Linked DNA regions of Homo sapiens: region 2 is linked to region 1. A link is a contact called in ENCODE Hi-C or POLR2A ChIA-PET data. All regions are on one chromosome and are shown on one strand. The core of a region is the stretch at or near the end of the contact, and the rest is flanking DNA. Distances in the headings are between cores, read along the strand shown.

Region 1 (3,812 bases), core at 952-3,451:
AAGTGGTGGCTGGGCGCGATCGCTCACGCCTGTAATCTCAGCACTTTGGGAGGCTGAATCAGGCGGATCACCTGAGGTCGGGAGTTCAAGACCAGCCTGACCAATATGGAGAAACACTGTCTCTACTAAAAATACAAAAAAAAAAAAAAAAAAAAAAAATTGCCGGGCATGGTAGCGCATGCCTGTAATCCCAGCTACTTGGAAGGCTGAAACAGGAGAATCGCTTGAATACGGGAGGCAGAGGCTGCAGTGAGCCGAGATCATGCCATTACACTCCAGCCTGGGCAGCAAGAGTGAAACTCTGTTAAAAAAAAAAAAAAAAAAAAAAGAAAAGAAAAAAAGAGAAAATATTACTTCCATTATCGCAGGGGGTGCTCACCCCTGATGATATTGTTTTCTAATATCCAGGGAAGGAGAGTATGATATTACTCCCAATATCGCAGGGGGTGTACACTTTTTTGTGATATTGTGTCTAATATCCGGGGAAACAGAGGATGATATTACTCCCAATATCGCAGAGGGTGGACACCCCCCTGGGATATTGTTCCTAGTATCCCAACGGGGAGAGGATGATATTACTCCCCATATCGAAGGAAATGTACACCACCCCTGTGATATTGTTCCTGATATCCAGAGAGGAAAAGAATGATATTACTCCCAACAGCGAAGGAAATGTATACCCGCGCTGTGATATTTTTCCCAGTATCCGGGGGGGAGAGGATCATATTACTTCCAATATCGCAGGGTGTGTACACCCCCTCTGTTATCTTGTTGCTAACATCCAGGTTTGGGGAGGAAAACATTACTCCCAATATCACAGGGGGAGTACACCCCTCCGTGACCTTGTTAGTAATTTCCTGGGTGGAGAGGATGACATTACTCTCAATATCGCAGGGGTGTACACCCCACTGTGATATTTTTCTAAATATTCAGGGCGGGAGACGATAATATTACTCCCAATATCGCAGAAGGTGTACATTCCCTGACCATCAAACATAAGAAGTCCATCAACCTGTTTAGTTTTCTTTAGATCTGTATTTGAATTTGTGTTGTCCGTTTGTTTATTTATTATTTTTGAGACACAGTCTCACTCTGTCGCCAAGGCTGGAGGGTAGTGGCGCGATCTAGGCTCACTGCAACCTCCGCCTCCCGGGTTCAAGCAATTCTCCCACCTCAGGCTCCCTAGTAGCTGGAATTACTGGCACGCGCCACTACGTTCGGCTAATTTTTGTATTTTTAGTAGAGAAGGGGTTTCACCATGTTGGCCAGGCTGCTTTCGAACTCCTGACCTCAGGTGATCCGCCCTCCTCGGCCTCCCTAAGTGTTGGGATTACACGCGTGAGCCACCGCTCCTGGCCTGTCCATTTATTTTTGTTTTCTTTTTGTCACACTAAAATATAAGCTCCATGAGAGCAGTGACTCTGGATCTGTGGGGCCCGGAATAAACAGCGACTGACGCCGACTGCCTTCAGCAAGAGTCCGCTGGAGGATGGCTGGATATTTCTGGGAGGGTCGCTCTGGCAGGGGCCGCTGGAGCTACCCCAGCAACGCCATCCAAATCAACCTGAACGAAGAAGTGCGGACACTCGCCCTGGCCCCTCCGTCCTGAAAAGCTGACCCGCGCAAACAGCAGCGAACAGCAAGACTCAGTTCTGGGTCGCTGCCGCCGAACTTTCCCAGGCCGGAAACAGCGTGGAAACGTTGCCGGAAGTGGAGACTGAAAGCGGCGGAAGGGACGCTGGAATGTGGAGCGGTTGTGGGGCGGCAGCTGCGGAACTGCGCGATTGTGGTTCCCGCCGTATTTCCCGTTCCCCATCTAGTAACTCCCATCTCAGCCCACGTATCTCCCTGAGTGGAAATCTCGGGCCCCAGACCAGTCGATTGGGAGGTCCGCCCTCCCCTTCAGCGACTTGGTCTGTGTTTTGGCAGTTGCCGCGACAACAGTCACTTCCGGGAAGGGGCTCTGCGAATCTCCTTCCGTCGGTCCGCTCAGAATCAGCTGTCCTCTCAGACTGTGTGGGTGGTTTCCCCGGCCGCAGCTCCGTACGGGCTTGGATTGCTGGGCCTCGGTGCACCCCAGCCTCCCCCACTCGGGTTCTGAGCTTGAGCTGGCGGCTCTTTAACTCTGCTTCACTGTTGCTCTTGGCAACATCCACTTCCGGGAGCGAGTGCCGTTTCCCCCGCTCACCGCGGGCTAGGGAGCGTGGGATTCCGGACTGTGAGCGGCTGTTAGTGCGTCGCAGCTGCTGGCGATCCGGCGACCCTCGGCCGGCAGGACCCGCGGGCCACGCAGCCGGGGCCTTCTCAACGCCTCAGTACCTCGGCGGGACCGCCATGGTTCTGCTGCACGTGAAGCGGGGCGACGAGAGCCAGTTCCTGCTGCAGGCGCCTGGGAGTACCGAGCTGGAGGAGCTCACGGTGCAGGTGGCCCGGGTCTATAATGGGCGGCTCAAGGTGCAGCGCCTCTGCTCAGGTGCGGCTCGCGGGTGGGCCCATCCCGGACAGATCGAGAGACCGGCGTGGGATGGAGAAAGAGGGGCAGGGTGGGCCGAGGGGTCAGGTTTGTGAAGATTATTGAAGAGATTTGCAGCAGCCGGGGTTGAAACGGGACACTAGGGTTAACCGGAGATGAATAAGGAACCGGAGAAGATCCGGCCTGTCTGACACCCCGGGCTGGGAGGTGGGCCCAGGTGCCTCTCGGAGCCAGGATTTGGGGTGCTGCGAATAAGTGGAAATGGGCTGGGGAGGGAGGAGGGAGCCGAAAGGCCGGGCTGAACAGCAGACTTAGTGCAATTAATCACGTGTGAGGGGTGAGATGAGAACTAGGTGGGCTTTTAAAAGCTGAATTTACTATTTTTAGTCGCCCAATGTAAAGCAGCGAGCCACCTGGCTTTGGGACGGCCCCTTACAGTTGAGGAAGCCTTGGTGATCTTTCCCCGCCCTGGAAACGGCCTGTTGCGTTGCGGCGCCGTCTCCCTACCCCGCGCAGGTTCCAGGGCACCCGCTTTGCCGCAGAACTTTCCGGCGGTGGAAGGGCCCCCATCTGTGCTGTCCATTGGGCAGCTGCCGGCCACTTGTGGCCGTAGAGCATTTGGAATGTGGCTAGTGCGGCCAGGCAACCGAATTTTACATTTGCATTTTAATTAATTAAATATATATAAATATAAATAAATACCATATATATAGTATATATGAATATAAATAAATTATATATATGTATATATAAATATAAATAAATTATATATATATATATATATATGGTATGTGTGTGTGTGAGAGACAGGGTCTTACTGTTGCCCAGGCTGGAGTGCAGTGGCGCGATCTCTGCTCACTGCAACCTTCGCCTCCCGGGTTCAAGCTATTCTCCTGCCTCAGCCTCCCAAGTATCTGAGATTACAGGCGCCCACCACCACGCCCAGCTAATATTTGTATCTTTAGTGGACACGGGGTTTCATCATGTTGGCCAGGCTGGTCTCGAACGCCTGACCTCAGGTGATCCGCCTGCCTCCGCCTCCCAAAGTGCTAGGATTACAAGTGTGATCCATCGCGTCTGGGTCATTTTAATTTAAATAAATTTAAATCGCCAAGTGGAGCGAGTAGCTGCCGCATTAGACAGCATAGTTTTTGAACTTGACGGGATGATACTTCCTGATGTGGTCTAGGATATTACTGTTTATATAACTATCGTGTATATATAGAATATACAAACGTAACTATTTGCAATAAATAGTATATTCATTTATGTGATTTATTAAATTGCATGAATATGTGATTTATTATGAAATGTATTGATTACATTATATGAATATGTG
Region 2 (3,812 bases), core at 822-3,321, 370 kb after region 1:
ATAAGAAATGTTTAGATGTTCCAGTTTCTCTGCATCCTCACCGGCACTTGTTACTGTCAGGTTTTAGGTGTACAGTGGTGCTTCATGATCATTTTCATTTGCATCTGCCTAATGACTATGATAAACATCTTTTTCATATGCTTGTCACATATATATACCATTTGGTAACACACCTATTCTAGTGTTTTGACCATTTTTTAAAAACTGGGTTGTCTGATTTTCTTACTGCTGCACTTTGGTAGTTCTTTTTATATTCTAGATCCAACTCTTTTTTTAGGTATTTAAAAAATATTATCTCCCAGTCTGTAGCTTGATTTTTTATTCTCTTAACTTTTCACTGAGCAAGTTTTTGATTTTGATAAAGTCCAATTTAGCAACTTTATCTTTTTTGGTGTCATATCTACGAACTCTTTGCCTAATCCCAGATTACAAAGATTTTCTCCTGTGTTTGCTTCTAAAACGTTTAACGTTTTTCATTTAGGTTTGTGATCTATTTTGAATTTTTTTTAATAAGGTGTGAGGTTTCTGCTGAAGTTTATTTATTTTGCCTCTGGATGTCCAATAAGTCCACACCGTTTGTTGGAAAGCCATCCTTCTTCCAGTGAATCGCTTTTCACCTTTGTCAAGAATCAGTTGGTTCTGTCTGTGTGGGTCTGTTTCCAGGTGCTCTCTTTTGTTCTGCCAGTACCACACTGTCTTGGGGAGGTAGATAAATAGTTCACTCACTTGTTAGGAGTCTGGCTACACTTTTGCTGAAAGAAGTGTTTTAAAACATTACCAGTTCGACATGGCCCCACCATGTCTGAGTCTTCACTACCCCTGTCCATCCATCAGAGTCCCACAACACTGGGAGCTTCTGGAGGGCAGGGATAGGGACATTCTTTTTGATAAGCCCAGCACAGGACCTTCCACATAGCAGGTGCTCAATCATATTTGTGGGGAAAAAAATGACTAATGATTCACTGGCTAAATACTGTCTACATTCAAGAATACAGACAAGAAGTCACATTTAGAAGGAGGCTTTTAATCACAGAGTGACCATTTTACAAACAGGGAGCAGAGACATTTTTGCTGTGCTCCAGCACTCAAAAACTTTTTCTTTTTTTTTTAAGTACAGTCTAATTCAGATGAAGAAAATATACTTATGGGCTATGACCTTTTTCCCCAACCAAAATGAAATAATTATATTAAATGCCATGAAAAAAATGATGTATATTTATACCTAAGATTATCTATTTTACTCAGTAGAAGAATATGATGAGGAAACAGGCACTGGCTTTCACCTTCCGAAATGGCCATATCCAGGCATCTTTGGAAAGTGACAGGCCATGGAGCCTTATCATCCCTCCTCCTGATGTGGATTCAGGTTTATATTGGAAAATTCAATCGCTCTCAGGCTGCTTCTTGCTGCTGTAAAAATCCTTTCTGGCCGGGCGCGATGGCTCGCGCCTGTAATCCCAGCACTTTGGGAGGCTGAGGCGGGTGGATCACGAGGTCAGGAGATCGAGACCATCCTGGCTAACACAGTGAAACCCCGTCTCTACTAAAAACACACAAAAATATAGCCGGGCGTGGTGGCGGGCGCCTGTAGTCCCAGCTACTCGGGAGGCTGAGGCAGGAGAGTGGCGTGAACCCGGGAGGCGGAGCTTGCAGTGAGCCGAGATGGCGCCACTGCACTCCAGCCTGGGCGACAGAGCGAACTCCGTCTCAACAACAACAACAACAACAAAAAACCCAAAATCCTTTCTGGTATGAAATTGTCAAGAGAGCAACACAGAAGAATTTCTTTGAGTCTTCTGTGGGACAAGAAAATAGCTCGATAAGGCAGTTTTCCATAATTGTGCTCTTTATAGTGAAATGTTACCGCTTTGCCTCTGAGCTGTTAAGGGTTGACATGTGTGTCTTTTATTACACCTGCCAGGGGAGGAAAGAATGTCAGAAACCCAGCCTGAGAAGCCCTAGTTCCTTCTCTGATGTTTAATTTCTTACATCTCTGCTTCAGACAGTCTGGTCTAGCAGACAGGCAACAAGGCCGAGGTAGCTGGCTCCAAGTCTTCCTAAATTCTCAGGAACTCCATGTTCCTTCCAAGGAAAGGGAAATAGGATGTAGCCCATCACCCTGCCACACCATCTTCACTGAGACAGAATCATAAGAACGATGACACTTAAGTTACCATTTGGGGTCACATCCTTGACAGTTGGCTCTGTTGCTTTCTTGAGTTTTTTTTTTTTTTTTTTATTGTCAGCTAGACATTTTGCTTCTTCAAATAAAGCAGTACTCCACTGGAATGTTGCTCGGATTTTAATTGTGTTTTCTTTGGATGGAAAAGAATTTGAAGTTCTACTTTCGTAATAACCACACCAAATGATTTACTTAAACTGAAAGTGAACAGTCAGTTACATGTTTAGTTTTCAGTCATGACATTGTATATGAAAGTTATGAAAAAGTAAGTGCCATCTATGTTGACTCTGAAAAAATATACATATAAAAATCACTACGGTCTCTCTAGAAACGCTGAAAGCCAAATATAATCTTAACATTTAAATGTGAACTTGAGGAATAGGGCCACATTTTAACAGCTTGACAGGCTTCGGTTTCAGCTGCTTTCTTTAAAGAGAAATTTCTAAATATTTAAGCAGCATCTGTCAAGTCTCCCAGACATGAGCCATGAATGAGACTTCCTGTATTATGGGGATTGTAGTGACTGCTAGAAAAATAAACTGCAAATAAATGAATCCAAGGGAGAGGGATGCAAATACGCTCTGCAGTACGAGTTCACTGAGAAGGGAGGCTGGACTAATTTCCTTGAGTAGGTACTTTAAAAAAACCAAAACCACATCTTTTGGGCGTCAGTGTCTGTGGCAGTCCATTGCAGACACAGATGTTTGTGTACAAAGACCAGGGCATTCATGTATAAATACAAGTAAGTGTAGCAACATATATTGTACATCCAAGTCTTATTTAATCGTGACAACATTTTTGTGTGCTATTATTATCACCATCCTGTAGATGGAGAAGAAACCAAGTCTGGCTGTATCCCTTGATTTTGCCCAGGGTCACGGTCTTAGTTTGTTTTGGCTGCTATAAGAAAATACCACCAACTGGGTGGCTTATAAACAACAACTGTGAGAAATTTAGTTCTCACAGTTCTGGAGGCTGGGAAGTCCAAGAACAAGGCCCCGTAGGTTTGGCATCTGGTGGCAGCTGCTCTTGGTTCCTAGATGGCATCTTCTTGCTGGGTACTCATGTGGCGGAAGGGACAACTCTCCTCTCTTTAGCTCCTTACAAGGACACTAATCCCATTCGTGAGGGCTTCACCTTCGTGACCTAATCACCTGTCCAGAGACATTCCAGTACCACCATGTTGGGGATTAGGTTTTAACGTATGAATTTAAGGGACACAGAGGTTCAGTCCATGCATCATGTAATTGGTTGATGTTGGTTCTGCTGTCTCCAGAACCAACATTGCAGCAATGCGATGCAACGTTCGCAGCACTGTGACATTGACATCATTGTGTCCCCCACAGACCTGGACTGCGTATTTGTACGTAATTCCCAACAACTCAAATGGAATTCTGCTTTAAGGATGCCTACTTATTTATTTATAACTTCTTTTGTTTCAATAGTACCCAGAAGAAAAAGATGTCTGTGGTTCAGGAAAGGTGATCAGGAATAACCCAGCAGCCCCTTTCAGTCAACAGCAGTGTATTTTTCTTTGAAACCACCAAAGATTTTCTCCTTAGGAAAATGTCCTTGGCATGTAATTAATGTGCCAATCCCGTAGCACTTTTCTTCCTCAGAGGGCTAAATA

Evidence for each region. Hi-C counts contacts between places; a loop is a spot of excess contacts on that map. ChIA-PET counts read pairs that join two places held with the same protein, here RNA polymerase II (POLR2A). Pooled maps may share reads with other maps.
Region 2: a pooled map shows a loop between it and region 1 (4-fold over the local background). The contact joins the enhancer-like site here to the promoter of CFAP298-TCP10L in region 1. A Hi-C loop is called at or near these places in 1 of 168 maps with a recorded cell type or tissue (mammary epithelial cell) and 5 of 50 pooled maps. POLR2A ChIA-PET finds 5 or more read pairs at or near these places in 1 of 52 experiments (activated naive CD4-positive, alpha-beta T cell).

The regions. Positions count from the first base shown.
Region 1 is chr21:32,610,766-32,614,577 of GRCh38, reverse strand. It overlaps CFAP298-TCP10L (CFAP298-TCP10L readthrough), which reads left to right and starts at 2,201. Exons shown (of 12, transcript NR_146639.2): 1 at 2,201-2,473. CFAP298 (cilia and flagella associated protein 298) reads left to right here and starts at 2,201. Exons shown (of 7, transcript NM_021254.4): 1 at 2,201-2,473. The coding sequence starts at 2,335. RefSeq lists enhancers at 1,960-2,069, 2,730-2,779.
Region 2 is chr21:32,239,795-32,243,606 of GRCh38, reverse strand. It overlaps a transcript of MIS18A not described here. Among named protein-coding and RNA genes, the nearest start is that of MIS18A, 37 kb to the left of the region's middle. Within about 2 kb of position 2,071, at least 2 of the 41 ENCODE cell types and tissues checked have a DNase peak (open chromatin) inside an H3K27ac peak, as active enhancers do.